Linked DNA regions of Mus musculus: regions 1 and 2 are each linked to region 3. The links are chromatin loops, found by intact Hi-C in ENCODE. Cell type or tissue: heart. All regions are shown on one strand. Links, peaks and the distances in the headings refer to the core of each region. The heading gives the core; the rest is flanking DNA.

Region 1 (10,384 bases), core at 3,091-8,090, 84 kb after region 3:
ACTAAAATAATAATAATAATAATAATAATAATAAATATTATATATAATGAGGCCGAAAGGATGGCTCAATAGCTAAGAGCACTCACTGCCTTTGCAGAAGGTGAGTTCAGTTCCCATTACCCATACCAGACTGCTCACAACCTGTTAAGTCCCACTCTGGAGGATCTAGCACCCTCTTCTGGCCTCCATGGTTACTGCACTCACATGCATATACCCATACACATATACACACAATTTAAAAAAATAAATCTTTTTTTTTTTTAAACATATTAGCCAGGCAGTGGTGGTGCATGTCTTTAATCCCAGCACTCTGGAGGCAGAGGCAAGTAGATCTCTGAGTTTAAGGCCAGCCTGGTCTACAGAGTGAGTTCCTGGACAGTCAGGGCTACACAGAGAAACACTGTCTTGAAGAAAATCCATCCATCAATCATCAATCAATCAATAAAATGTAGCACGTGCATGAGCCAGTTGCCATTGTGTGTAATAATCACCACGCAGTGTTATTTACTGTATGGATCGTGCTATAAACTGGTTTGGTTTGGTGTGGGTTTGGGTTTGAGACAGTCTCACTACATAGCCACCACTGACCTGGAACTCGGAGAGATCTGTCTGCCTTTACCTCCAGAGGACTCAGCAGGAGGATTAAGAGCATGCACCACCATGCCCAGGTAGCTCTATGATAACCTTATCGAACCAGCATCTCGTATACGGTTGCTCATCAACTGAAAAATTGTTAAACAGCAAGCGTGGACTATATTTCAAATCTTTATATCATAACATACACAAAAATAAAAAGGTTAAAGAGGAGATTTAAAGGGCAAATGTGAGTTTGCCCTTTCAAGCTCGTTCTTCAGATTCTTGCGCGTTATCTTGGCACGTCAGTCATCATTGGTCTATCCCGAGAGGAAAGCTTCCTAGCAGAAATAGAGGAGCAGGGAAATTAAACCAGGTAGAGAATGTGTTTGGGAAGTGTAGAAAAATAAAAGACTATCAAGAGAGGATGGAGATGATGGCGATAATAACCTAGTTCTTATCAGCTAGCACCGCCATTTAGCCCAAAAGCAAGCCTGTGAGGTTGGACAACGGAGCTCATTTTTCATACTGGGAAACTGATGGCCGGAAGTTGGCACCTCGCTCTGAGTGCCTCCATTGCCACTTTCTGACTTGGATCACGATGTTTTTGGTGGCGCTGTTTCCGGGACCGAAGGCAGGAAGAGCGGGTTCAGAAGGGAGAGGATTTGTTTGGCTGTTCGAGGCGCCTGTGAGCTAGCCAGTGTAAGCGGCTGCAAAATCAGTCTGCTTACACGAAAACAATTTGGAAAGTGCCCTCTTCTTGGGAGCCAGAGCTGAAGGTATTTGTATCTGATCACCTTGATTAGGAACAGCAAGCTCAGAGGGGCGGTAGGGAGGAGACGCTTGCTGAGTGAGGGGGTTGGATTATGCCGCAGGGGTGTGGTCTTCAGCTTCTGGGGACGGGGCAGGGAGGGGCGAAGTCCAGATGAAGCGGCAACCCACGAAACAATGAACAGTGACAAAATTGTGACCAAGGGACTGTCACCACATGGAAGAGACCGAATCAAGTAGTTAAAAGCCTGCAGGGTTCCCAGATCAGTCCTGGAGTGGAAAGCCCTGGCGTCAGGGCTGGGGTGACTCTCCAAAAGCAGGGCCTGCCTAGATAACTGGTGTGAGCAGAACCATGGTCCCATATCCAGTACCACAAAGGAGAGAGATGGGGGCGAGGGGGCGGGTCTGGAGAGATGGCTCAGCGGTTAAGAGCACTGGTTGCTCTTCTAGGGAACCAGGGTTCAATTCCCAGCTCCCACATGACAGCTCACCGCTGTCTGTAACTCCAGTTTCAGTGGATCCGACACTCTCATACACATATATATATGGCCAAAACATCAATGAATGTAAAGGAAAAGTAAATAGTAATAAAAAAAATCTTTGAGAGAGAGAGAGAGAGAGAGAGAGAGAGAGAGAAGGGTTAGTGGGAAATTGATGTGGTTTAAATAACAGTAATTTGCTAAGCAGTGGTGACCCATGCTTTTAATCCCAGTGCTCAGGAGGCAGAGGTAGGCGATTCTCTTAAGTTCCAGGCCAGCCTGGACTACAGAGTAAGTTTCAGAACAGCCAGGGCTACACGGAGAAAGCCTGTCTCAAAACAAAACAAAACACCAAAACAATCAGATGAAGATGGATGGATGGATGGATGGGTATATAGATAAACAACAGTAGTTTATAAATACCATGACCCTATACATCCATCCATACAATAGTAGGATGGATGGATGGATGGGTATATAGATAAACAACAGTAATTTATAAGGCTGATGTCTTGGTTTGGGTCCTGCCAGCATTACAGATGAAACATTGGGGTCTCCTAGTCCAGTTTTACCTCTCTGTGAGCCCAAGTGTCGGGTTTCAGACCTGGGATGGCTGCTGAGGTGCCTATTTAGCACGTCAAAGTGGGCCTGACCTCGGGCTCTCCCAGCATTCCTCATAACCTACCCCCTACAAGCTGTGACTGGCATACCCCACCCTCTGCCCTGAACTTTCCAGCTCAGGGCTGGGCTTCCCCTCCCCTAAAGGCTCCTCCCTATATAATCCAGACATTCTGTGAGTGCTCTCTCTTTCCCTCTCTCCCCCTCCCTCCTTCTCCCTCTCCCTCCCTCTCCTCCCTCTCCCTCTTTCTCTCCCTGTGTGTAAGCATCTCCCCCACCCCTTCCCATCTGCATGGCAGTTTCCCTGGTCCCGTTCCTTGGGACCGGTGAACCCAGCAAGTTGCTGCACCCAAATAAACCTGCCTTTTTATGCTCAGTTCAGCTTTAATTGGCTCATTTTGTCAGCAGAGAAAACTTATTACAAATATTATTTCAAAATAAAAAAATTAAGCTGGGCATGTGGCGCTCTTGAGAAAAGAATAGTAGGATGGTGAGTTCTGGGCCAGCCTGGGCTACACATTGACCCTGTCTCAAAATGTTGAAAGGGCTGGACAAGTGCCTCCACAGTAGAGTGGTTGCCTTGACTGTGCCAGAGACTTTTATAAACCCACTTAACATATTCAAGTAAGTCATCTTGGGGCTGGAGAGATGGCTCAGTGGTTAGGAGCAGTGGCTGTTCTTGCAGAGGGCCTGAGTTCAATTCTCAGCACCCACACGGTGGCTCACAACTGTCTGTAATTACTCTTCTATCCGAGATGGGAACTGCATGCATGTGGTACGTATACATACATTCAGGCAAACATTCATATACATAAAGTCAAGATAAATAAATCTTTAACAGTGAAATAAGTCATCTACAACCTCCACTTCCTCACCCTTCCCTATCAGCCAACAGATTTAGCTAGAATTCCATGACCTTGGATGTTTAGAATTCCATGACCTTGGATGTATAGGGTCAAGCCTGCTTTCCTGTGCTGTCCACAGCCAGCCACGCCTGACTCCAGCTGTAGAGCTCTGAGCCCTGGTATTTCTTGAGCACCCTCGAGAAAAATTATCCTTTTATTGCCTACAGAAGATTCCAGAATGATATAGCCAACAGTTGGAACCACACCAACTGTTCGTGCCCTTGGAAGTTTAAAAAATGATCCCAGTGTTTACAAATCCGAGTTTCCTATGTCACACTTATGGGGGAAATAGCTAAGAAGCTTCCAGGCCTTGGTAAGACTGTTCATGCAGGGGAGAGCCTTGGCTAAGAGACTGTTCATGGGGATGAGCCTGGGATAAGAGACTGTTCATGGATGGGGAGAGCCTTGGCTAACAGATTGTTCATGAACGGAGAGCCTTGGCTAACAGACTGTTCATGGGGGAGAGCCTCGGCTAAGAGAGCGTTCATGAAAGGAGAGCCTTGGTTAAGGGATTGTTCATGAGGGAGAGCCTCGGCTAAGAGACTGTTCATGAAAGGAGAGCCTTGGTTAAGGGATTGTTCATGGGGGAGAGCCTTGGCTAAGGGACTGTTCATGAAAGGAGAGCCTTGGCTAAGGGATTGTTCATGGGGGAGATCCTTGGCTAAGGGACTGTTCATGGAGGAGAGCCTTGGCTAAAGAACTGTTCCCAAGAGCCTTGACTAGAAGACTGTTCATGGGGGAGAGCCTTGGCTAAGAGACTATTCATGAAGGGAGAGCTTTGGCTAACAGATTGTTCATGAGGGAGAGCCTTGGCTAGGAGTCAGGTTAAGTCCTGCAAGATAGTACTTACTAAGTGCTCTCATTCCTGTTGCCAGGGAGACGTTCAAGCTTACAGCTCTCAGATCTTCTTCCACCAAACGGAAGCATCCAGAAGCTGAGGCAGATGTTCTGACTTAGTGCGTGTCACACTCGTGGGTGGATTTTCCCACCAACAAATCAGGATTTGTCAGTACTGAAAATCCCAGAGGGCCTGGGGGGATGGTTAAGAGCACTGGCTGCTCTTGCAGGGGACCAGGGTTCAGTTCCCAGCACCCACACGGCAGCTTACAACTGCCTGTAACTCCGATTACAGGGAATCTGATGCCATCTTCTGGCTTCCAAGGCCGCCAGATACACATGTGATACATACGTACACATGCAGGCAGAACATTCAAACACATAGAAGGAAAGAAATCTTAAAAATAGAAAAGAAGAAAACAAACAAACAAAAAAACAAGGGCTAGAGAGATGACTCAGAAAATAGAGACCTAAATTTAATCTCTAGAAACCACTTCACAAAGTTGTCCTCTGACCACCTGCGCCATGGGAGGCATGTGTGCCCCCCTCCACCCACCCACACACTCCTATAAGTAAATGTTATAAAACACTTTTAAGAAAAAAAAATCCCCCTGTAGAAAATGACATCTGCAACATTGTTTCGTATCCACTATTGTCTGAGCTTTGGCAAATCCAACCTAAAATACCCAGATCTTCCAGATGGCAAGACTCCTAGGTTTTCCTGCCTCTGGGCAGTCATTGCCCACTTAGCCGAGGTTGCTTTCCGTATCACATGCTAGTAGCCCTTAGTCCTGCAGAAGAAACCGAATCCCAGCTGACTCCTCTATACCAAGACAGTTTGTTCTCTGATTTCCTCCCTCCTTCCAAACCTCTTTCCTTTTTAAATTCTCTTTTATCCTACCTCTCCGGAGGCTCGGGTAGGAGTATTGCCACAACTTTGAGCCTTCTCCCCTCCCTCAGGCTACATAGCAAAATCCTGCCCTTAAAACAGGTGATAGAAACCCTGTCTTGGAAAAAATTAATAATAAAGTTGAGACACGCCTATAATTTCCACACCCTAGAGGATCTGCAGTAAGGAAGCCAGCATGAGCTACGTAGTGAGATAAAATTATTTCCCCTTTATAGAAGTAAGCCCTTTCATGGACATGGTGGGGTTACATCTCAGGGATCAGGATTGGCAGACCCAGGAGCCAATGGCCAACCCCCACGCCCCACCCCCACGCCCCACCCCCACACCACCCATGCAGTACAGTGGTTGCTGGTGGTATGCAGCGCATTCTCAGAAGAGCTTTGTGAATAACTGACCTTTCTTAAGGAGAAGCCATTTCTCCCTCCCAGATAAGCCAATGGGAAAGGCAGGGGAGGGGGGGGGGTTGTTGGTTCAGTGGTAGAATATTTACCTAATATCCACAAGGCCTCCAGTTCCAACCTCAACAACACACACACACACACACACACACACACACATACACACACACACACACACGAAGAAATGATAAGAGTTGAGTTTTAGCTTGGCATGATAATTTACTCTTGTAATCCGCGAGCATTCACTCAAGGATGCTGAGGCAGGGGAATTACCTTGAGTTCAAGGCCAAACTTGACTACTTAGTGAATCTGAAGCCAGCCTGGCCTGCGGGTGTGAGATCCTGTCTCAAACAACAAAGGGGGAGCTGGAGAGATGCTTCTGCAGTTAAGGGCATTAGCAGCTCTTGCTGAAGACGTGGGTTCTGTTCCCTGCACCCACACGGCAGCTCACAACTGTAATTCAGTTTCAGGAAGATCTGTCGCCCTCTTCTGGCCTCCACAGATACTGCATGCATATAGTACACAGACATACATTCAGGCAAAACACCCATACACCCATAAGTGGAAGATGTGGTGGCGCATGCCTTTAATCCCAGCATTTGGCAGACAGAGGCAGGCAGGACTCTGTGAGTTCGAGGCCAGCCTGGTCTACAGAGCAAGTTCCAGAACATCCGAGCCTACACAAAGAAACCCTGTCTCACGAAACAAAACAAAACAATCTGTCCTCGGCTAGAAAAGTTGAGGCCAACCTGTAACCCGAGACACTGTGAAAAACAACAACAAAGAAAAGAAAAATCCCAAATAAATAAAGTGGATGCTAATTCCAGGTGATAAATCAAGGTTGACACAATTTGGAGTTTGGTCAGAACTATTGTTTTCTATTTCATAAAATATGATCTGCCCAAAGGTTTTGAAAATGAGTTGCCCGCCCCTCATTTAATATGTTGGGTTTTTTTCTTAAATCTTATTTATTTTATGTATGTGAGTATACTGTCATTGTCTTCAGACACCCCAGAAGAGGGAATCAGATCCTATTACAGATGGTTGTGAGCCATCATGTGGTTGCTGGGAATTGAACTCAGAACCTCTGGAAGAGCAGTCAGTACTATTAACCACTGAGCCATCTCTCCAGCCCTGTAGCTTATTTCTTGTTGCCCCATTTTAAACACTTCTTTTACAGAAGAGCAGTATCCATGCTATTATCCCACATTACAAGTAAGAAGACCAGGGAACAGATAGGCAAAGTAACTTCTCCAAGGTCACACAGCTGATTAAAAGGCAGGCCAGGATTCAAACTTCACTCACATACTAGGTTAGCACGCCACCGGAGCCACGTTCCCAGCCCCATGGACATTTTTGCTTATTACAGCTTTGGGGAGGAAAGCAGATGACTAGGCTGTATCCAGGGAGGCTGCAAAATTAGCCCACGGGGCTCAGACAGCTCCTTTTGCCCACGCACTCAGACCCCAGACATCAGTGATGTTGGGGCTCGATCTGGGAAATCAGTTCCCACCGCCTGACCATATCTTTCCCGAACTGGAATCTTGGAGAATCTGGGCTGAGGCAGAGTCTGGTGAGCTTCCCTCTGGGAAGGAGATGTTGCTGCCTGCTCTTGGGCTCTTTCCACTGAGCTAATTAGTGCATTTACAGAGTGTCTGGGCTCACAGGCTCCCCACAAACGGTTGGTCTTGCTAAAGTCTAAAATGCTGTCCCGACAAGCTGGGTGAATGATTTAAGAGAATGAGTGCTTCTGGTGGGTGAGACATCAGGGCGAAGGCCAGTGGCATATTTAAGAGGCCTTCTCTGGGGAGGCCTGGGAGAATGGAGTGTGGTGTTGATAAGGTCAGAGCGCAAGGAAATAAAACCCAGAGAGACTTTTGCATTTCGGAAGGGAGCAAGGCTTTCAATCTGGGCGCAGAGCCTGGGGCCGGTTCCCTGACTTGCAAACAGTGAGCTACACTAGGTAAAACTAAAACAAGAATCATTCCACACTCTTGGATTGAGAAACTGAAGGTCTGACCTCCTCCGATTCCCCCTCACTCCACCCCGCCCCGCCCCCGCACGCAGGCTTGCCCTAGCCAGGCAACAGCGCCATGGATCAGATGGTTTGTTTTTCTTTTTGTTTCAGTTTGGTTTGGTTTGGTTTGGTTTGGTTTGGTTTGGTTTGGTTTGATTTGGTTTGGTTTGGTTTGGTTTTTTAATTCCAGCTTTAAAAGTCTTTCCCAGTGTGCCAGCAGGAGTTACTCTGAAACCCAGGGGTTTCCTCACTGAGCAAAGAAAACTCAGGCGCTCCCAGGGTCATCCTGAGAAGCAGAGGGTGGGCGCTGAGGCTGTCAGTGCTGGGCAGAATTCTGCAACGAGGTTGTCAGCTCCCTCATTCTTTATCTTCCAAGTGTTAGTCTGGAGGTAGGAATCTTCCCGGGATTGAGTCCTGCAATCCCAGAAGAGACTTTTTTTTTACTGTTCGAAATTTATAACGGACAATTATTCCATATATGATGTCCAGGTGAGCTTACCGCAAGTACCTTTAAGTTGTTTGAACCCCAGATTTTGGAAGGACGTGTCTCAGGAATGAACGCAGTGCTTTGCACAAACTAGGCCATGACTCTCTCATCAAGCTCCAGCCCCAGCCCTTGAGAATAACCCTAAGATACACATTGAGTTTCTAGAGGAGATCTGCCATGAAGCTATTCAAACCCGAACTTCAGACCCGCGCACTGCAGGGCCACCCAGAGGTGTGTGCACAGGCCCAGCCACAGGTTCATATATATGCCCGTCCACCGCTATCAATTCGTCACTGGTGAGATTTTTGATTTTAGTCTATTTATTGATGTGCACGGATGCTTTGCTTGAATATATATGTATGTGCATCATGTAGAAGGCATCAGGTCCTCTGGAACTGGAATTATGGGTGTTTGTGAGCCGGCACGCATGTGCTGGGTATCAAATCCGGGTCTCTGCAAGAGCAACGAGTGTTCTACACCACCGAGCCACCTCTTAGCCCTTGACAGTAGGATTCTTAATCACCTAAGATGGCTGCCTCTTTTCTCCTGCTTCCTGGTTGGCCACACGGTGAGTGGCTCCCTTCTGCAATGATGTTCTTCTGCCCAAGCAGGCTGAGTGAAGCAACTATAGATAGAACCCTCTGCTGAGCCGTGGTAGCTCACAAGCCTTTAATCCCAGCACTCAGGAGGCAGAGGCAGGCAGAGCTCTGTGAGTTCGAGGCCAGCCTGGTCTACGGAGTGAGTTTCAGTACAGCCAGGACTGCACGGAGATGGTTATCAACAACAAAAAGAAGCCTCTGTCAGTGAGCTTTGGGCTCTTACTGTGACCAGTGGTGACAGAGTAGAAGACACGGAAGTCAGGTACAGACTGTGTGGACACTTGTCCACACTCCGGGGACCTAAGCATTCTGTCTCAGCACTCAACCCTCCTGTAAAGACCACAACAAGAAAACTGCAGCTGTTCTTATTGTGGGCTCATTAAGGAGTCCAGGTCAGAGGCCAAGCGAAACAGCAAACTGTTGTACACAAGACGGTGATGCACTGGGGGATGTGAAGCTGACGTAGGAGGTACCCACACACTGCACGTGGGTGGAGTTCAGTCATACCTGGATGGATACACAGCGCTCCTCAGAATGACAAACTTCTGCGTCTACCTTTGTCACAGATAGCTTGCTATTAGGCATTAACAGATGGGTTGTTTTGTTTTGTCGACGCCCGGTTTCAGGTAGCCCAGGCTAGCCTAAAACTGACTTGAAGCTGGGACTAAATTCCCGATCCTCTTTTTGTTGATGTTTGTGGGGATTTTTGTTTTCCTTTGTCATGGTTTTTGTTTTGCTTTGTTTTGAAGACAGGGTCTCACTGTGTGGCCCTGGCTGAGCTGGAATTAGCTACACAGACCAGAGCAGTCTTGAGATCACAGAGGTCTACATGCCCCTGCCTTGTGAGTGCTTGATTAAAGCTGTTCTCCACCAGGCCTGGAAGACTCCTGGTCCTCTCTGGCCTCTATTTCCTTCACGCCAGGCTTTGGCTTTCTAGATTTTTTTGTTGTTGTTTTTGTTTTTGTTTTTTTTTTATGCTTCAACTCACTGAAGGAATACAAAATATTGGATCACATTTCCATGGCATATTCTCTTTTCACTAGAATCTTCCTTTCATCCTCTTTCATTCCCTCAATAATAGGGAAATGGCAGCTAAGATGAGACATTGGCCAGGTACAAGGATGCAAGGATGCGTGCCCATGAACCCAGAGTTTGGGAAATAGAGGGAAGAGCATTGGGAGTTACAGAGAGATCAGCCTGGATCACATGAGACTCTTATCTAGAATAAAATAAAATAAAATCATGACCTCAGTTTTGCCCACCCAGTATCAGCAATTAAAGCCACAATATTTCAATACTATCTTAGAATCCTACAGTGGTTTGGGTGCACTGGCCAGTTGTTACATCAAGGTTGACACAGCTCAGGTCATCTGGAATAAGGGAAGCTCAGTTGAGAAAATGCCCCCATCAGACTGGCCTATCAGCAGGCCTTTTAGGGGATTTCCTTGATTAGTAACTGAAGTGGAAGGGTACAGCCCACTGTGGGCAGCGTCACTCCTAGGCAGGTAGGTCCAGGCGATATAAGAAAGCAGGCTGAGCAAGCCATGGGAGCAAGCCGTCAGAAACATCCCTCCATGGCCTCTGCTTCCTGTCTTCAGGTTCCTGACATGACTTCCCTCAGTGATAATGTGACCAGAGCTGTAAACTGAAACAAACTCTCTTCACAAGTAGGTTTTGGTCATGGTGTTTTATCCAAGCAATTGAAAGCATACTAAGATGACTTTATTAAAATCAGTCTAAGACAACAGATTGAATTAAAGCCCATTCTTGTAAGATGCATCTCGGACTTT
Region 2 (10,384 bases), core at 2,946-7,945, 87 kb before region 3:
TGAGAGGCTCTGGATTGGACCATTTCCCCCTAAGCCCTACAGTATAAACTCTTGGCCTCTAGGTGGCGCTGTTGGTTGGACTGAAAACTTCAAGAGCTGGATTCAAGTGGGGATTAGGTCGTTAGAGGTGAACCTTTCTTTAATGGTAGTTATAGGACCTCGTCTCCTCTTCTCTCCCCTCTCCCTCTCCCCACCCTCTTTTCCTCTCTCTCCTTCCTGGCTTATGACTTACATTTTGTTTTGCTACATGCCGCTGACATGCTACACTGTGCTCTCCAGCTCCTGGTCTTACACACGAATCTCCAGAACCATAAGCCAAAATAACCCTTTCTCTTTCTAAGTTAGGAGCCTCAGGTCTTCCATCATAGCAATATAAAGCCTACAAATACAAGACTCACTAAATCAGCATTGACTGGGTAACCTTTGAGTCAGAGGACCAACCCTGTTGTTGCTGGACTCTATCTACTGAAGCCCGGGACACCTGTAACCTCCAAGGGATGTGGGCTCTAGCTAGCTCCCTGTAGGCAAGCCTCCTGCCTTCCCTCCCCTCCACAGCCTTCTGTGCTCAGCGAAACCTCATCTCCTCACTCATCCATCTCTCCCGCTGTGACACCAATTCATCTCACGAAGGTGCCAGGTAGCTGGCTCCAAAGTCTCCCTTCAACTTCATTAAAAAGTAATTAAATTTTTAAAAGCCGTTGTTCAGTTGTGGAAGGGCTGACCTGGTTAGGAGATGTCGAGCCAGCAAATGACAGCTATGTCAACCGGCTCTCTTCCTTCTTTTCCCCAGACCCCTCCCTCCGTAAAGCAACCACAAACCCAGATGGCATTTTCACACAGCGTCCACCAGATCAGGACCCGTGCCAAACACTGGATATGCCGGCTCCTGACGTCTCCTCTAAAGACCCTGGGAAGTGGGTAAATACCCTGACAGCCTTTTTTTTTTTTTTTTTAGAAGTAACAGGCTTCGGAATTTTAGTGAGTTGGTAAAATATCTTCTAGAAACTTCATCTGCTAATTCCAGCCCTACAAGCCAGAGAAACTTCCCTCACCTCAGGCCTCTGGACAGTCTAGGACATGTGCTCCCAATCCCCCTCCTGAGCTGCCACTGCCCCCGCCCCGCCCCACCCCTGGCACACAGAGAAACCAAAGCCTTATTCAGCAACAAGGCAAAGTGGACATAAGTCCAAGCCACTTCCAGACCCTCAGATGCTGTGTTTTCCCTGTCTCTGCCCCAGCCAGGGGATGGCAGAAGCTGGGACAGCAGTGAATGAATCCTGTGAGGACCTTGAGGGCCACCACTTTGTAGGAGACAATGTGAAGGCCAGAAAGAGAAGCAGAAGTTCCGACTGTATCCCACAACGAAGCTGTTTGCCTTGTTTGATTCCCAAGGGCCCTCAGGCCTCATGTTTGTTTTTGATCTGTCCTTCTCACCAAAAGATGTCCGAGCGTGTTTGACTCTGGGATAAGATAAACACAGGGTTAGGGTTTTACTGCTGTGAACAGACACCATGACCAAGGCTACTCTTACAAGGACAACATTTAATTGAGGCTGGCTTTCAGGTTCAGAGATTCAGTCCATTATTATCAAGGCAGGAACATGGCAGCATCCAGGCGGGCATGGTGCAGGAACTGCTGAGAGTTCTACATCTTCTTCTGAAGGCTGCTAGAAGAATATTGGCTTCCAGGCAGCTAGGGTGAGGGTCTTAAAGCTCACACCCACAGTGACACACCTACTCCAATAGGACCATACCTTCTAATAGTGCCACTCCCTGGGCCGAACTTATACAAACCATCACAGTGAGCCCTGAACATTCTGTTGTTTCAAAAAGCAGGTGATGCAGGAATTAAGTGGGATGTGTCAGAAATGTGGAGACACCAGCTCAGAGGGGCTGAGACTGACCTACAGACCATCTACCAGTCAGTAGCTGATAATGAGCTGGACTTTTAAATGCCCACAGGTCTATGAAAAGTGAAGGGATTGTATTTTACAGCCACCACCATCAGTGACTCAGTCAAGGATTGTCAGAGGATGCAGGGGCTGTCGCTGAAGGCTGTTGGGGAACAGGAAGCACATGAGATTTTAAAGTGGATCCCCCAGCTTTGGATGAAACGTCTCTCCCAATGGTTCACCTTCTGGAAGTTAGTTCGTGGTGTCCTGGTATTGACGACCTTGAAGAGATAGGGCCTTGTAGGAAGTGAATAGGTCATGGGGCCATAGCAGTCTTGGGGACTAGCATCCATCTTTGAGGGAGTAAGGCAGGTCTCATGAAACTAGAGTTTCATGTTACAAAATAAACATGGCGCCTCCACTTGGTCTTTCTCCCCCACTTGCTTCCCTTGTCTGCAGTGAATATCCAGTCTCTGAAACCCTCATTAGAAACTGACCAGACCCTGATCTTGAACTTCATCACCCTACCCCATCTATGAGCCAAAACAAACATCTTTTCTTCATAAAGCGTCTAGCCTCAGGTAATTTGTTACAGTATCTAGCATATATCTGGATTCAGAAAAAGATTCAGGCTGGGACTACCACCCATTTCTCATTACCTCTACAATGTAACAGAATGTAACCGATGTCATTCTCAGGGAAGGATTGGCTGTAAGCACTTGTTAGGGAGAATAGCTGGCTGCACAGTGCAGCCAGCAATCCTCGGAGCCTCCTGGAGTGGGGAAGGGGTGTCTCCTCATCAGGGGGCTGTAGTGCAAAGGCATAGGAGGGTAGCAGAGACAGAGAGCAAGTGTTGCAAAGTGCTAATTGGCAATTCTGGCTGATGGCTCTGTTTGCTGTGCTAGCTTTCCAGATTTTCAATGGATTTAAAAGTTAATGATTAGGGGGAGACCCTGGTGCTGGTGGGATTAAACCTCCACTGACCTGACCTGAGTCCAAACTAGAGGAAGGTCTAGGCCAGTGGTTCTCAACCTGTGGATTGTGACCCCCCCCCCACACACACACAGGTGTCACATAAGAGATATCCTGCATATCAGATATTTACATTACGATTCATAACTGTGTAAAATGAGAGTAATGAAGTAGCAAGGAAATAATGTCATAGTTGGGAATCACCACAACCTGAGGAGCTGTGTTGGAGGGTCAGAGCATTAGGAAGGCTGAAAACGACCCCCCTGCCTGGAAGGTGCTACAGAAGTGCAGGTGGTACCCCACAGCTGTGCCTTTTACTGGCTGCCTGATTTCTCCAGTCTGACACAGTTTCTCTGGCAGAAAGCAACTGACCTGTGGACTGACTCCTTTGGCAACAACTAAAATCCCTCACCAGGCTCAGAGGACATCTTCTGGAAGGATGTTCCATTTGAGCCTGGCTTTGTCCTCTTAGACACCTCGGGTTAGTAAACCATCTGGTAACCCAGGCAACCTGAGAGCCCCCTCCTGGGTAATTTGGGCCTTGGAAGTGCAGAGCAGTTCTCACCGGTCCATCTCTCTGACAGAATTCCGGTGGGAGAGAAGAAGGGTGGAGGAGGCGAGACCCTTATGGCAGAACAGGTTTATTTTTTTTTTCTTAATGGTTTTTTGGGACAGGTTTTCTCTGTGTAGTCTTGATGTCTTAGTCTGGGGTTCTATTCCTGCACAAACATCATGACCAAGAAGCAAGTTGGGGAGGAAACGGTTTATTCAGCTTACACTTCCACACTGCTGTTCATCACCAAAGGAAGTCAGGACTGGAACTCAAGCAGGTCAGGAAGCAGGAGCTGATGCAGAGGCCATGGAGGGATGTTCCTTACTGGCTTGCTTCCCCTGGCTTGCTCAGCTTGCTCTCTTCTAGAACCCAAGACCACCAGCCCAGGGATGGCACCGCCCACCATGGGACCTCCCCCCTTGATCACTAATTGAGACAATGCCCCACAGCTGGATGTCATGGGGGCATTTCCCCAACTGAAGCTCCTTTCTCTGTGATAACTCCAGCCTGTGCCAAGTTGACACACAAAACCAGCCGGTATACTTGGCTACCCTGGAACTCACTCTGTAGACCAGGCTGGGTTTGATCTCAGAGATCCACCTGCCTCTGCTTCTGAGTGCTGGGATTAAAGGTGTGTGCCACCACTACCACCATCGCCACCCTGTATACCCTGGCTAGAACAGATTTTTTTTTTCCGAGCCATGGAAACAAATGTCTGTGATCTGAAAGACAAGCATAGTTTCTACATGGTCAACAGCGCATTGTTCCATAAGCTCGGGCTCCAGTTCATCTCTGTGAAAACACACAGCCAAAGAGCCTTGAGGTCCTCCCTGCTCAGCGATTCCTGGCATAAACCCTAGCATCTCCCAGCTCCCAGCCCTCTGAGGAGGCATCAGCTCAGACCCACACAGCCAAGGCTCCTTGAACCTCCCTTAACCTCAGCCTCTGGATTCTTTTATGGAGGTCTAAATAGTTACCCTAGATGGCTCGGTGTTCTGGGGCCTCTCGTCTACAAACCACCAGGATATTAACCTGGGGGTCTCGTTCCTTATGTGACAGTAACAGAAACTTCCAGTCATATGCCTCTGAGTCGTGTTCCTATGAGGGTCTTCTGCAAGGCACAGAGGGGAAGAAAATTTATATTCTGAGCCTTGGCCTGTGGTGGGGACCTGCTATGAAGGGAGGGTCTCCTAGAGGAGGTTCAGCATGGGCTGGAAGGTCTCCCCACAGCCTGCATTTCCCCCAGGCCACAGTGCTAGAATCCACATCTCTTACTTTGCTGACCGCAGTGTTTCCAGGAGCTGGCCTGATTGCTTCTAATGACTCCTCGGGGTTGTTGAGGCTGTCTGACCAGAGCTGACTGCTATCCTGAGCTAAGCATCAAGGCACAGCGGTGGCGAACAATGATGTCCTGTTAACATGGGAGGCCTGTGCCTGCGCGGAGCACCCCATCCTGAGCTGGTGCAGGCTTCTGTCTGCCTTGGTTCATGATTGAGGCCCCCAGCAGGCTCCACCCCAGCCTGTGATGTCTAAGGTATGTCGGGGATGGTAGTACTGTAGCCGCACGCACACTTCCTAGAATACAGAGGAGGAGCCCTGTTCAGAGCGGCAGGCAGGCCCTCAGAAGCAGCCTCGGAGCCTTGGGTAGGATAGATCCCTGAAGGAAGAGCATCCAAGCTGCAAATGGCTAGTTTTCAGTTGTCACCTGGGATGTAAAGGAATGTCTACTGATCCCAGAAAGGATACTCAGGTCAAAGAAGCAAGCACATCTGCATGGAGCTTGACAAATCAATATCCAGGAGCATGGGTGCTCCGATGGCAGCTGCGTCACCTAGAAGTCCCTCCCCAGCAACCCACGGGTCAATCCATCACAGGCTTCTGCTGAATTCATTGCTATGACTATGGACCAAGGTCTTCTGTAGGTCGCCATGGCCACTCCACTTGATATCGATAATTGTGGGACTCCCCCAAGACAGCCATGTGGAGACGGCAGTTCCCCTCAACGGTACTGACCGAGACTTCTGAAACATCCGGGATACACAGACCATATTCACCTTCCCTGGTCGGCAGGTCCCTGGACTATTTATCCGGAGTCCTTCTGAGAGTTCTTGAGAGGAGCTGGGGAAATTTTGCTTGGCTGTGTGAGGTTAATTGGGGGAACAACCGTTATCTGAAAGCAAGGTGGCTTTGTTGGGGAGACTATAATCTGAGAGGCGTTTGTTATGTCAGAACAATCTTTATTGGGGTGCTTAGGTGGGTTCTAAAATTGTAACATTTTAGGAATATGGATGATTGGGGAGGCACTTAGCAAGCGGTGAGAGGGGCGTCTGTAACAGGCTTTGGAGATTGGTGTGCAAAGGCTGAGAGAACTTGGCTTTTGTTCCCAAAGGGGGGACTTAGACGGTCAAGCAGTCAGGGGGAGTGAGACGCTGGCAAATGGGTGACCTGGGGCGGGGACAGCAAGTACCTGAGGGCTTTGGAGAGAAGCTGGAAGAAAGCAGTGGGCGGCATTTAAGGAGGGCTCAGTGGAGTTGAGGAAGAGAGTTTGTTGTTGCATGACCTTGACCCAAGTGAGGGCTTGGCCATCAGCGTGTGTGTGTGTGTGTGTGTGTGTGTGTGTGTGTGTGTGTGTGTGTCAGAGAGGAGAAGGCCTGGGTTTAATTCTGTCTTGTAATTGGGAGTGTGGATTTGTTCAGAGTGCTTGAAGTCTGAGGATATCTGGACACTTAATGGATTTAGGGGAGGCAGTTGGCAAGAGGGAAGCAAGGGTGATCTTGAGGAAACAGGAACAGGAAGATGATCTCAAGGGAGCAGGAAGCAGAGGGTCAGTTGATGGGTCTGTCTGACAGGAAGGGGCTGCTGTCAAGAACCTCAAAGGCAGCTCAAGACACCCAACTCGATATTCTCAGCCCAAGAAGACGATTTGCCACAGAGGGACAGAGGCAGGGATAAGGGACAAAGACAGGAGATAAAGAGGGAAAGGGGGAAGGGAGCAAGGGTGAGGGGAGAGAAGGGGGAAGGGGGAAGAGGAAGGGGAACTTATCAGAGGTGACAAAGGACTGTCTCTGGTTAGAGACAGGAGACAGACGTGGCACATAGGAAAACGGTGGTCTATAAAGGTCAACTGAGAAACCCCGTGTTAGGAAGAGGTGTTCCGTTTTACTGGGCATGTTAATCAGGTGAGACAAAGGGGGCTTTTGCTTGCTGGACTTCAATACTTTGATAGCTGGACCTTGGTGGTCAGCCTCAGGAGGAGGAAGTGGCCAAATAAGGGAATAGACCTTGGTGGCTAGCTTTTGGAATGTAATCCTTTTAGCAAGGAGGAGGGAATCTGGGGGAAGGGCAAGGCTGGCCTGCCAGAACCACAAGCTCTAGTTGTCTAGCGTCCCTTCAGCCTTGACTTCACAAATATGTCCAAGATAAATTCTTACCAAGTCACCTAGGTTGGGCAGGGGAAGAGCTCACACTGTTTTGAATAATGTATGTTTTGTTATAAATTACTACACCTATAAATTACTACTACACCTGCTAGTCATAGTGTATGCTTTTAATCCCAGCACTTGGGAGGCAGAGGCAGGTGGATTTCTGAGTTCGAGGGCAGCCTGGTCTACAGAGTGAGTTCCAGGACAGCCAGGGCTATACAGAGAAACTCTCTAAACAAACAAACAAGCAAACAAACAAATTACTACACCTGTAAGGTTTTTCAGTTTGATTTGTTTTGTTGTTTTTGTTTTATTGTTTTTTATTTTTGACACAGGACCTCACTCTATAGCTCTGGATGGCTTGGAACTCACTCTGTTGACCAGACTGGTCTCAAATTTAGGGCAATTCTCTGGCCAGTGTTGGGAGATAAAGGTGTAAAACAACCATGAGGGGACTGAGCAGGTGTCAGACAGGGAGACAAACCAAAGAGAATGACCCCTGCTAGCACAGGTTGCGCCTTCCTTTGCTGTGTCATTGGGTAGGGTGCAAAATGGACTTGGCCACGAGCCAATAGGCAGACACGGCTCTGAGGTTCCACCCACAGTGTCCTTTGAAAGAACCTCCTCTCGGAGGAAGTCTCTTGGCAATTTGCCACTACTAGTTTACTACCGAGGCACTGTGGTTGGAAGGTGTCTCCCTCAAGTCCACATGTTGAGAATTAGGTCCTCAACACAAATACGTTGAGAAGTGAGATCTTTGGGAGGCAATCAAATCCAAATGGAGTACTGTCCTTTTGAAGGAATGGCTTCCTCACAGATGAAAACTCAGCCCATTTGCTGCTATCTCGCGCTGCCCTGCTTCCACCTTAACTACGGGAGAGCAGGGTGAAGGTGCTTAGCTGTGCACCTTCCCTGACACCGGTGCATCTGACCTTCCCAGCCTCTATGGTATAACAATTTCTGCTCTTCGTGAAACACCCAGTCTCACGTATTCTATTGCAGCAGCCTGAAACAGGGGACAGTGTGACATGCTTGTATTTGTCCTGAGTTGAGGACATTTCAGTGCTTATAGAAACCACCAAGTTCTCAACTGTTTCCTACCCAAGTCACAAATGAAGCCAATGCTCTCTACCCACACGTAGGCCACACTGTCTTTAGGAAGTGGGGTGCTGAAGGCTCAGGCCATAAAACTCCGCTTTCATGTTTTGTTGAGGGCCTTTTGGTATAAAACAGTCACCCCAAAATGACCTCATCAAAATCATTTTCTCAGAATAACCCGGCTAACCAGAGGTAATGGTGCAGCAAGTAAGTAGCATCCTGGTGCCTGGCCCGGGTGAGCCAGCATCATTGACGTAAGTGGGGGGTAGGGGGAGGTTAAGGGACATGGGGGGTATGCTCTAGCCTCCCTCTCTCCCTCCTTCCCCCTCCCCCCTCTCTCAGTGTGCCAAAGCTTAGCTGCACTGAATCATCTCAGGAGCGCCAGAAAAAACGCGATTTCCCGGGTTCACCCCTCAAGGACTTGATTGCCCGGGTCAGGCAGTGCGCCTCAGCACCGCTGATTCTGACTCACACATCCCTCCAGGTGACCGCAACACGTGGCTCCGTCAGCCAGCTCCATCCGTGAAAAGCGCGCTGCCTCTGTGACAGCTTTTCTTCTTGTCTTTATTTCGGCACTTCCCGTTTCTCCTAGCTCCGGGGAGTAGGCTTTGGTGATTAATTGCCGAGCTAACCCATTCATTACTCCTTAATAAGATGAATCCGTGTCACCAACAATAAGTCATGCTGCCTCTGCTTCCTGTCGCCTCCTGACAGGTCTCTGGTGCCATCCCGTTCTTCTCTGCAGACAATTATTGTGATAACCGCATCCAGGCCATCAAAGGTGGTTTTCAATTCGGGGGTGGCAGGCGGGGGAGGGGGGTTGGGGGGGTTTGGTTTGGCTTGAGTCGTTATCGGTCAGAATTTGTTGATGCTGCTGTTGCTCTTCTTTTTGTTGGGGGTCGAGGATGAAGGCCGTTAGAGTGAGAGCTGATGGCCAATTCATTAAATATAATCCAAGGAGACGCTGGAGAATACAGTGCTTTGAGTCCCCTGGCCCAGGGGTCAGCATCTGGCAGGACATCCCAGGAGACCACAAGCAAGGGTCTAGCATCTGTGTTTGAAGTCCAAACAAGGGGCCGCCTCCCTTTTCCCTCTTAATTTGCCTCCCATCGTTGAGCCCTCGTACCTTCTCTTTGGGGGTTTGAGCAAGTCAGTTTTCCCCACCTTTATTTATATTCAGTGTGAACTCAAAATCACTGGAACATCTGTAAGGGGGTGAATTGTGACCCTCTAAAATAGACACATATCCAAGTCTAAGCTTTTTAATGTGATTCCATCAGAAAATAAGATTGTTTCAACTGGCCAGTGGTGGTGCATGACTTTGATCCCAGCACTGGGGGGGGGGGGGTGCAGACACAGAAAGATCCCCGTGTCCAGGGCTACACAGAGAAACCTTGTCTCAGAGGGGGAAAAAAGATTGTTCCAAATGTCACTAATCACATTAAAATTAAAATAGTGCTACACAGGGCTAGTGTGGACCCTTAGTCCAATGGCTGTCATGTCTAGGTCAGAATGGACATTGTAAAGGCAGACTTACCCAGGGAGGGAAAAATACATAAAATTGGAGGTAAGGGTGCATCCAAGAGATGAGATACATCAGGGAAGGTATCGGAAGTGGCCAGAAGAGACACAGAACAAGTTATCTAGAACCTTAAAGAAAGCACAGCCTTGCAGCCCCCTTGATTTTAACATACAATTAAGAGGTATCCTTTGCTGGTTTAAGAGAGGTAGAGACTGGGGTGGCTGGAATCTAGCCTTTCTCTGATCTTTCTACCTGCGTCCTGTGGAGGAATAGAAACGAGACGCAACTTCATAAAACCATTAGGAGATGTACTGGCTGGTTTTGTGTGTCAACTTGGCACAAGCTGGAGTTATCATCAGAGAAAGGAGCTTCAGTTGGGGAAATGCCTCCATAAGATCCAGATGTGGGGCATTTTCTCAATTAGTGATCAAGAGGGGAGGGCCCCTGGTGGGTGGGGCCATCCCTGGGCTGGTAGTCTTAGGCTCTATAAGAGAGCAAGCTGACTTGCTGGAGAGATGGCTCAGTGGTTAAGAACACTGACTGGTCTTCAGAGGTCCAGACTCACAACCATCTGCAATGGGATCAGATGTTCTCTTCTGGTGTGTGTCTGAAGACAGTGACAATGTACTCACATACATTAAAAAGAAAGAAAGAGAGAAAGAAAGAGAGAAAGAAAGAAAGGGAGAAAGCAGGCTGAGCAAGCCAGGGGAAGCAAGCCAGTAAGTAACATCCCTCCATGGCCTCTGCATCAGCTCCTGCTTCCTGACCTGCTTGAGTTGCAGTCCTGACTTCCTTTGGTGATCAACACCAATGTGGAAGTGTAAGCTGAATAAACCCTTTCCTCTGCAACTTGCTTCTTGGTCATGATGTTTGTGCAGGAATAGAAACCCTGACTAAGACAGGAGAGTTGAAACATGGTATCTGGA
Region 3 (10,384 bases), core at 2,205-7,204:
TACATATACATATACATATATATACATATGTGTGTATATATGTATGTATATATATGTGTATATATACATACACACACACACACACACACACACACACACACACACACATATATATATATATATATATATATATATATATATATATATATACACACACACACACACACATATGAAAGCACAGGAGACTTGAGTGCAGATGCCCAGCACCCAGGTAAAAAGCTGGGTGGTGGCAGTGCCACTTGTAATCCCAGGGGAGGACCCAGAGCATGCTGGCCAGTCGGCCTCACCAACTCCAGCTTAGGGGCAGCACGAGACCCTGTCTCCATAGGTGGGGTGGCGAATGATAGACACCTGGGGTCAACCTCTGACCTCCACACATAGGCACACACATGCATGGGCACCCACACCTAGACAAACACACATGAGTACATATGTGTACCATACATACACGTGCACATATACACACATGCGGTTTCTATTGTTTTTACATTACTAAAAACCAACAACAACAAAAAACCCACCAAAACTGAGTATTCTCCCAACACTTGAAAATGGTTCTGTTTGTCAGTGTTGCACAAGTCATGGAGAGATGAGCCAAATTTCAAGATCCTGTGCCTTTCACGGCTTTGCTACCATCTTAGCAAAGAAAACAAGTTACCAGCCAGCACCCATGGCTACACAGCATCCCTCCACCGCCGCGATCACAGGGGACAGGGATGTGAGTGGGCCCAGCAAGCGAGAGTGTTCTCTAAAGTCCACCAAGAGCACTGGACCTGTGTTTCTTTAAATTATGGACAAATGGCCACATGTGCCTTATGCCAAGCATGTCTGTCATGGACCCACATGTGAACATGCATGTGCCTGAATTACATATGAACATGAGTTTTTTTCCAGAAAAGTAGTTCTTCAGCACACATCAGCACCTCACATGAGATGACCATTCATAAAATAATTCGATTATGACCTATGCACTTTTTAAGTCACTGTTCATGTGTGACAGTTTGTGTTCATCAATCAGCAGGTTGGAAACAGAATGGTCCAGTCTTGTTTCCAGTGTCCCTCCACGCCTGTGTCCGATGCTAAACACAACAAGGACAGCATTCACCATGGCCATTTGCTATATACAGGGTAATGAGACAATGCACTTTAGGTCAAGTAACTGAGCAGGGAATTTTGGGAGCGTAACTGGCCCTCCTTTAATCTGAACTTCACTTAGACGCACTCGTAACCGTGACCCTGGGATCATGCAGGACACTGCTCATTAACCACAAATTAGCTAAGGCAACACGGCTAGCATTAGAGTCTGAGCTTTCTAACATAATTATTTTTAAGATAACAGAAAAATATTTCTTCTACTCACTCATATTTACTTTTAGTATATCCTTTCTAAATTAAAAAAGCATTTGTTATTTCTACATAAAACTCTGATTCTCAGAATTGTGAAAGTATAACTTACTGTCGATTAATTCTTGGTGAAGATGACCAGTGCTCCTCTATCTCATGCTAAAGAGATACATCCTTTTAAACAGAGTCCAGGTTAAAGCAGGCTAACTCACATTTCTCAGCATGCATCTATACTGACTGTAAGCTTAAATGATAATATGGTAAATTCAGTTTTTCCATGTGCTATATAGTCTGAACATACAGGCTCCTCCAACCGTCAAGTCAAAGTCTAGTCTCCAGTACGCTGCCATTAAGAGATGGGGCCTAGAGATGCCTTTGCCTGCCTAAGGTTCAGCTTTATAAAATGACCTAGTGTTTTATTATAGCATTCCAAACAGTCCAAAGGCACTGGGTACGTTCAAATAACACTAAAAGCACAGCTTAGCTGCTTGTGCCACTCCTGTCTGCAATGAGAAATAACCAGATGACAGTCAGGAGTCCTTTATTTGAGACCAAGTCTCACTTTGTAGCCCAATGGCACCAAGCTCATGACATCCTGTGTCAGCCTCCTGAGTGCTGGGATGACAGCCAGATACACTTTATTAGTTTATATTTTCATTTATATTCATTATATGACTAACAAAGTACATAGCTAATAAAATGTACTAATAAGTTATGCTACATACTAGCTATGTGGACAATCCTGTGGCCCTCAGGGTTAAAAAGAAATATGGCCCCAACAGCAAATCGTTGTGCAAAATGACTGTTGCTTATTTAAAAAACAAACAACAGCACTGTATGCTTAGACCTAGTCTGAAGCCTATCAGAAGTTTAAAAAGAAATGGGGGGAAAAAGGATGTAATTTCTCACAAAATTTACCAGTATTTTTTGGAAAATTAAAGTCAATATAGAAGTATGCTGAGATATGTAAGTCATCCTACTCTAACCTGAATTCTATTTAAAAAATAATTAAAATAAGCTTTCACACTGTGTCACATCGTGATCTAAAACTTGGGCGCAAGTCCCAGCCCACAGCACCATCAGCTGTTAGCAGGACACAGGCTGTGCTCATAGATGACGGGAGGGACCGAATAAACCAACACACACAGCTTCCAAAGTGTCAGAGCAACACCAAAGCCACGGCCCCTGGGGAGAGCACGGCTCCCACTGCTTCTACGTGGCATTCCACAGTGCAGTCCTAAACACAGCTAAAGCTGATATGCAGGGACCCTTGACAGGATGTGATTTATCATAAAGGCCTTTACCTGCTGAGCCTCTAATGGGCCCAAGATACATTTCTTTTATCCTCATTTTTTAGACCTATAAAGTAATAGAAGCAACTTTCAGAATTCTATACACAAATTAATAATCTATTAGACTATGAGATTATACAAACATATGTATATAACTAATTTTTTCTTTTGTTTATTTTTCTGGCAGGGTATAAGTTACAATGTGGACCAGGTTGGCCTTGAACTCACAGAGCTCTGCCTGCTTGTCTTCCTGGGCTCTGGGATAAAAGCTGTGCACCACCACACTGAGCCTAAAAGTGAGATCTTACTGGGGAGAGAGGTAGGATTCAACACAGGGAACAAAAAGCAGATAAGCCCTTCTGTGCCCTCCACGTGTGCTTTAACAGCTCTGGCATTAAACACCTTGTCATGCCCCAGACAGGGGCTGCTAGGACTACATGCTTGCACACTCAGTTAACCAAATAGTCTCAAGCTAAGACTATCTTTATCTTAGGCAATACAGTCTCATTTCTGGACTAGTTCATTTCATTATGTTAGTGCCACCTGCCAATCTCATGATTGAAAAGGGAGTCTGTAACAGCCCTTGTGATCTCTCCATCTTTACTTTCAAAGCAGCCCTGGAAACTCTAGTCTCTGCTGTGATAATCAGATCAGAGACAACTACACCTTTCAGGTAGCATGACACTTCTGTGTTTGTGTTTTTAAAAGTAGTTCCTTTTATTTTTGTGGTGACTCAGAGTAGCTCTCCTACCTCCTCGTCAGCCGTAGAAATAAGAAAGGCTGATTTTCCACTGATAGTCTGAGTACTCAGCTTGTCACTGACAGAGTAAGACAGACAATTACTCAGAAACATTGTAAATGAGAAGTCATTTATAACCCTGGAGGAACAAGTGTGGCTCTGACAGCTGCTGCCACGGGTTCACCCGCCTTGTCCTCCGTTGAAGAGTCACATGTAAAATCTTAGGTTGCCTCAGTGGCAGGTTTCCTTCCTCAAGTCCAATCCAGCCTTCGATGGTGGATGAGGGAGGGCGGGTCTTCCCGACTCCACCCCTCAGTGGGAGAGGCCTGGAGCACTCATGTACCTTAGATTTTACTCTGAAAGGGGAGCAGGACTGTTTCATGGACCATTCATGGATGGAGCCTTCAGGGGACCCAGGGCCAGGGTCACTCCTGGTCTTCCTTTCTTTTGTGTAATCCACAAAGGTCCACTTTACTAATACACTGAGAACCTCTGTGTGTGTGCATTTGCTTAACTAAATATGCCTGCTATCCCACTCTGTGTGTGTGTGCATTTGCTTAACTAAATATGCCTGCTATCCCACTCTGTGTGTGTGCGCGCACATACTTCAACAAACACATCTGTAACTCTGCGTGTCTGTGTGTGTCTGTGTGTGCGTACTACCCCTCTGACATTATGTGCCTTGCAGTGTGGCCTTTGAAATATAAAGAACCCTGAGGAACCCTGAGGATTCATCCCCAGCTCCAGTCTCCACCAAAGCTCCACTGCGAGTGAATGAATCAGAGCCTTGCCTTGTCATCTCTCCCTCTTGCTCTATAGTCCTTGTCCCGACTTGCAGGTTTGTCACTCTTCGATATCTGGTGTGCTCGGCCCACGAGTCCCCGGGCTCCTGCCCCCACGTCTTTCCGCAGAGGCCTCACTTCGCGATTTGGACGCCTGATTTGAGGGGGTGCTCTGGCAAAAAAAAAAAAGACAGTTAAATAACAATTAATCAATTAAAACCAGCACTCAGGAGGTAGAGGCAGGCAGATTTCTGAGTTCGAGGCCAGCCTGGTCTACAAAGTGAGTTCCAGGACAGCCAGGGCTATACAGAGAAACCCTGTCTCGAAAAACAAACAAACAAACAAAAAAAATTAATCAAAGACAAGGAATGCAAAGCCGTATTACTCACGAGACTGTCACAATTTCCCCTGCCGTAGAGTGGTTGGAACAATTATTAAATATAGGTGACACACATGGATACTTTGCCAAAGTAACAACTACCACCAACAGAGGGCACCTGCGTCCACCTGTTAACCTCAGCAGCTGCACTCAACTGACTCTCAAATCAGGAAGAGTCAACTTAGAAACAGCTAAAGCCTTTTCAGTAAAGGGTGGGGCTGTGTAGTTCATTTTCTTCTTTATAACCAAGAAAACATTCTCCACTTGTGCTGGAGAGGTCGGCATCTCACTATGCAAATTACAAATGGCAGGGCCCAGCACCGACGTTCTTATAAACAAAGCCATTCATGTGGGAAAATACATCCACGGCTAGTGAGTGTCAAAAATGATGATAGAACTACAGGTGTGAGTAGCAATTTCAATAAATCCAGACGCGAAACCAATGTGCTCACGGCAGCACATTTTGTTGGCTTCCACCATGGAAGGCTGAGCCTTGGGGCTTCTCGGCACAGCGCTTGGGCGCAGCACTCCGGGTGGGGGCTCTATCACTTCATCGCTTCCTTTCTCAAACCATCCATCCCATCTCCTTGCCTTCCCCTGCCGCCCCGCATGACATCTGTGGCTGTTCTGATCCTGTGTGCAACGGCTTCTTCCTCTCAATAGCACAGTGACTGCCCCATCTCTAGACTCAAGGGAAGCGGATGTTAGCTCTCTCCCCTTTCCTGATGTTTTCATTAGCATTTATTAATTATACATACTAATGGATCCATTGTGACATTGTCACACGTGTACATAATGTGCTTTGGTCACACCCCTCATTAATCACCCTCTTGCTCTCCACTAACCCCTGTGCTCTTTCAAACTAGCTCCTCTCCTCCCTCTCTCCCTCATCCCCCAGTGTGCATGTGTGTGTGTGCTCCAATAGAAGAGTTGCCTTAGAGTTGGTCATAGGACCATGTGCACCTGAGCAATGGCTACACCACTGAAAGTCTATTAAATGGGGGGTGAGTGGGGTCCTAGGGCCCCTCCCCCTCCCATGACAGGGTGCTGAAGGGTTCAGTCTTGTGAAGATCTAGTGCATGTAATCACAGCTGCTCTGAGTTCAGGGCCACAGGAAGCCACTTCCTGACTGGACATCAGTATCCCACCGTGCTCCTACCCCCTCCCAGGACGTCAGTTTCCCTCCGTGCTTCCCGCACCCCCAGCTCTTCCTTCTTCCCACGGCTGCAGCGTGCCCTGCAGGCTTAGGGCTTTAATTCATCTCTGGGTTTCCTTCCTGGTCTCATAGAGGGCAGCACAGTAATAGTGTATGTGACAAGACGAGAACTGGATGAAGGAACAGTGAAATGGAGCAAGGAGCAGTGAAGCACTAAGACACTGCAGTTCTAATGCAATGCTAATGCTATGGTTTAATGTAAAAAGACTCCCACGGGCTTATGGGTATGTGTCACTTGGTCCCTGGTTGGTGGCACAGCCTTGGAAGGTTGTGGAACCTTTAAGAAGCGAGGCCTGGCTGATGGGAGTGTGTTGATTGGGGTGTGTTGATGCTTTTGGAGTGCAGCCCTATCTCGTCTACACATCTTGGCCAGTCACATGAGCAGCTGCCTCCCGCTTCTGCCTACCTGGACTCCTGTGGTCATGCCTTAACTTTCATGATGATGTGAAATCCCCAGATACCTGAGTCAAAATAAGTCATTCCTCATTAGGATTTTGTCACAGGCATGAGGAAAGTAACCATTACATAAAACAAACAAAAGCAAAACAAAAAAGCCCATTGCATATTCATACTGCTGGGCTCTGCTAAGAATAAGAACAGCTGCTGAGAACCTCGCAGGTGCTGCTGAGAACCGCACAGGCGTCTCTAAGGCTCCGCACTGACACCTCCATCCTGAGTGTAGTCTAGTTCAACAGTTATTGGAGAGCCGTTTTAGTACACAGCTAGTGATGCTGCTGACCCCAGGGAAGACAGAAATAAACAAACAGCAGTGTGAGAGGAACTGAGGAAGAGGTCATAGAAAAATGACCAGAAGATACTTTGGAAACTGAAGTTGTATCACACTATTGCTTCTACGACATTCTTAGTCCCTTAAACAGTCTACCAATCAAGTAAACCTGTGAAGAGACAGCCGGTGGTAGTGCTGCACACCCTTAATCCCAGCACTCGGGAGGCAGAGGCAGAGGCAGAGGCAGAGGCAGAGGCAGAGGCAGAGGCAGAGGCAGAGGCAGAGGCAGAGGCAGAGGCAGAGGCAGAGGCAGAGGCAGAGGCAGAGGCAGAGGCAGAGGCAGAGGCAGAGGAGGCAGAGGCAGAGGAGGCAGAGGCAGAGGAGGCAGAGGCAGAGGAGGCAGAGGCAGAGGCAGAGGCAGAGGCAGAGGCAGAGGCAGAGGCAGAGGCAGAGGCAGAGGCAGAGGCAGAGGCAGAGGCAGAGGCAGAGGCAGAGGCAGAGGCAGAGGCAGAGGCAGAGGCAGAGGCAGAGGCAGGCAGATCTCTGAGTTCAAGGCTAGCCTGGTCTACGGAGTTCCAGAATAACCAAGGGTACCCAGAGAAATCCTGTCTTAGAAAACCAAAACCAAAGGGGAAAAAGAACTTGAAGAGACTGGTGAAGAATGAGAAGCATAAGGATAAATTGCTGTCTAGAGCACTGCACATTTGGGGTCAGCTCAGTAGGCGAGCACCTGCCCAGCACACACCAAGCCCTGGGGTCAACATCTAGCACAGAAAATAAAATAAAAGCCCAAGCCTTTAGTATCTCAATGGAAGCTTGCTGTTGTTCTTCGGGAGGGGCCAGGCTTGTCTTTTTACTGTTTTCTGTTTTGAGGAAGAGATAGGAAGTGGTTGGGTAGAGTTCTGCTTTATTTATTTGTGTGTTTTGTGTATGCAGAAATGTCTTTCCTGCATCGGCCAAGGGCCTCGGCCAAGACAATGAAACAAGACTCTCTCTCCTCTCAGCACACGGGTTGTTCCTATTGCTGGCAGCTGTGCTTGCTATCTAGTGACTGTCATTGTGGTCCAGCTTTTTAGACCCTGCTCCAGCACGGAGCCTCTGCTCACCATCAGCGAGCCCAGCCCCTACAGCTGCCTGCAGGTTCTGCCATTGCTGGGCTTGCCTGGGAGGCCTTGCCATGAATCCTGAGGCAGTCCTGACTCGGCTTGCTACTTAGCAGCTGCTCAGAAGCCTCCCCCGCCCCCCCCCCCCCAGTCTTCTTCGAGCAAGCGCGTGCATCTGGCTTGGTGAGCTATGTATGACCTAAGAGTCCTTCCTAGCCTGTTCAGGCGCTGCCTTCCGAGGGCTGCGGCAGAGCTTGACCTGGCACGCACTGTTCTGATGAAGTGCTCAACCAGCTGTCGGTGGGATCTGTGGCAAGCCCCACGCCTGTGGGAAGCATGCGTGTGCTCTCTACGTCTTCAGTTCCACCTCACTGCAGTTGGAGATTACATGTGTAACAGACTCTGCCAGCGTCCCAGAGGACACCCTGGTTCCACTCTGTATTTCTTTGTCCATTGCCGCATCACTGCACGATGTCATGCTTCACTGTGGGGACTCTGTGACAACTTCTAGGCTGTGTAAGCAACAGACTCAGGGGGCCTCTTTAAAAAGAGGTTTTGATAGGGCTGCACAGTGCCACATATCTTGGCCCTGATGGTCAAAAAGACTGACAGTGTACTAGCATGCCGTTTTTCAAAACCACAGAGCAACTAGCTAGCTAGTCATCAGGGCACAGTGAATAAATACCAGCCTGGTAGTCTACACTGAACTACCATTAAAGAGCGACAGAAGAGATGGATATTCTAAAAATAAAAACTGATAGCTTATCACTAGCAGACCGTCACTGTGACAACCACCAAATCCTTGTCAGCAGGGATGAAAGCAAAGCAGAAAGGGAGAATAAGGGGCAGAGACTCGGAGTGGGGTGTGCGCACATCCCTTCAGGAAATACTTCTGGAACCTACTCTGCACCACACATTGTTCTTGGTGCTGGGGATGCAAGTCGAGCTTGATCAAGTCCCAGGGGCATGTCTGGGTGTGGATGTGTGTGTGTGGGGGGGGGGGGGGGGGTGAACAATAGGCATGCCTGTAGTCTGTACAAAAGGATAGAATAGGCTGGACTTCTGGAATCCTCTGAGCAAAGACAAAGGAAGGGTGTCGTGAGCTGCTGGAGAGTCGTGGGGAGCTGCACAGCTGTCCTGGCCCCCTGCCGGGCCATGCTGCTCTTCACACTCTCCAGGCACTAAGCCACTTCACCCTTACAGCCTCCGCACGGGGTGACTGCCACAATGATCTCCATTTACAGAGGGAAGATGAAGTTGGCAACTTGTCCTCGGGGCCCCTGAGGGGCAGAGCTAAGAGGAGACCCCCTCTGCCCTCAGAGCTGGCACTGGTCTGCTGTGCAAAGGCAGCAGACTTCCCAGAACAGGAGGCACTGCATGGCAAAGACCTTTCTTGCTTGTCAGCATCCGGTGGGCACCAGTGATGTCAAGCTCAAGTGCATCGGGAGCAGCATGGGGGCTGGGGCTAGACACAAGAGGAGGACGCAAGAGAAGAGGCCACAGTCACAGAAGGAAGAGAAGGACATGGAGCCTTGTAAAGGCCAGCGAAGTCAGAAGAGAGGGAGGAGAGTTCCAACTGAGACAGCCAACAGCAAGTGTCACAAAGGTGAGGAGGGAAGCCAGCAGCTGTGGGAGGCGTTATCACATGAGTGAGTTGCTCAGTGTAGCCAAAAGTTCAACTCAACGCTGCGGGGACTGGGAATCCAGGATTCCTAGGAGCTGAGGAGAATGCCTGCCCATAGGTGGCACTCAGCAGCAGACAGCAACCACCAGGGAAAGCAGAGAGGCAGAGAGCTTTCATGCAAGTGTGGAAGTGCATGTACTCCGGCTTCACTCTGCATCGCTTGCAGTTCTCCTGCTTCTGTCTCTAATGAATTAGAATGCCTATTTTCAGCTGCCTTTTCTAAAACATAGAAATAGCCAAACTTAGGGGGCTGGAGAGGCGGCTCAGTGGTTAAGAGCACTGTCACTCTTGCAGAAGACCCTGGTTCAGTTCCCAGCACACACATGGCAGCTCACAACCATCTGTAACTCCAGTTCCCAGGGATCTGACGCCTTTTCTGGTCACTGGTGTATAGACATATAAGAAGGTAAAGCATTTACACACATAACACAAAAATAAATCTTAAAAGATTTTGGGCACACGCAGTAATAAATACCTAGATTTCCAAGATTCAAATATTTTGTAGCAGGAGACAGACGTTTCCTACAGAGAGCTTACCTAAAAAAAAATGAAACCTCAAAAACCCAGAACAAAGCCCAACAGGATGCTCTCCCCCTTCTGACATCTGGACTCTCACCTTCCTGTGAACTGACAGCAGTACCTGCACTAGAAGCTGGCCCTCTGCGCTTGCCACCCTGCTCCAACTGAGCTTTCTGTCTACACCACGGCATCAGCTCCACAGCATCAGCATCAGCTCCATAGCATCAGCATCACCACAACAGCACTGAGACCTGAAGGGCACTGGCCTTAGGCAATGCTTCTCACCCAAGCGTTGTCTTTCCACCATGGCAGCCAGCACAGCCCTCCTGGTAGCACAGGCATTTGGCCACTCTCTGTAAATAACTAATGGAGACGCCTGGGCTTCCCCAACCACGCGCCTCTGCTCCCCTTGTCAGTGGGACCAGATGAACCAACTGTAGACCACTCTCTCCATCCTGAACCCAGTCTGTCACTCCCTGCCATTCCCATCTAGCTGTGCACACGTGGTACCTGCTTGAATCTCAGACCTGGAGAAACTGCCACAGGCAGAGCATGAGTTTGAGACCAGCCCAGGTTTCACAGCAGAGCATGTCTCAAAT

What was found. A loop is a pair of places that touch in the nucleus more often than their neighbours do. Peaks named below come from ENCODE experiments on the same cell type or tissue, not always from the same donor. Only the 100,000 strongest peaks of a DNase experiment are listed, where the experiment ranks them.
Region 1: it touches region 3 in a loop (2.4-fold over the local background); 2 of 42 quality-filtered maps call a loop at or near these places.
Region 2: it touches region 3 in a loop (11-fold over the local background); 3 of 42 quality-filtered maps call a loop at or near these places.

The regions. Positions count from the first base shown.
Region 1 is chr5:148,983,712-148,994,095 of GRCm38, forward strand. The region is part of intron 4 of Gm15411 (a long non-coding RNA gene); the gene reads right to left. 5930430L01Rik (RIKEN cDNA 5930430L01 gene) reads right to left here. Exons shown (of 2, transcript NR_102384.1): 2 at 6,345-9,813. Among named protein-coding and RNA genes, the nearest start is that of 5930430L01Rik, 6.3 kb to the right of the region's middle. In heart, for the core only: a CTCF peak has its summit at 5,988 (motif pointing left); a DNase peak (open chromatin) is centred at 7,304; H3K4me3 peaks cover 347 bases; H3K27ac peaks cover 1,406 bases.
Region 2 is chr5:148,812,190-148,822,573 of GRCm38, forward strand. No RefSeq gene overlaps it. Among named protein-coding and RNA genes, the nearest start is that of Gm36405, 8.1 kb to the left of the region's middle. In heart, for the core only: no CTCF peak of the experiment used is centred there; no DNase peak of the experiment used is centred there; H3K27ac peaks cover 1,258 bases.
Region 3 is chr5:148,900,401-148,910,784 of GRCm38, forward strand. It overlaps Katnal1 (katanin p60 subunit A-like 1), which reads right to left. Exons shown (of 11, transcript NM_153572.2): 4 at 4,167-4,329. Among named protein-coding and RNA genes, the nearest start is that of Katnal1, 23 kb to the right of the region's middle. In heart, for the core only: a CTCF peak has its summit at 4,636 (motif pointing right); no DNase peak of the experiment used is centred there; H3K27ac peaks cover 99 bases.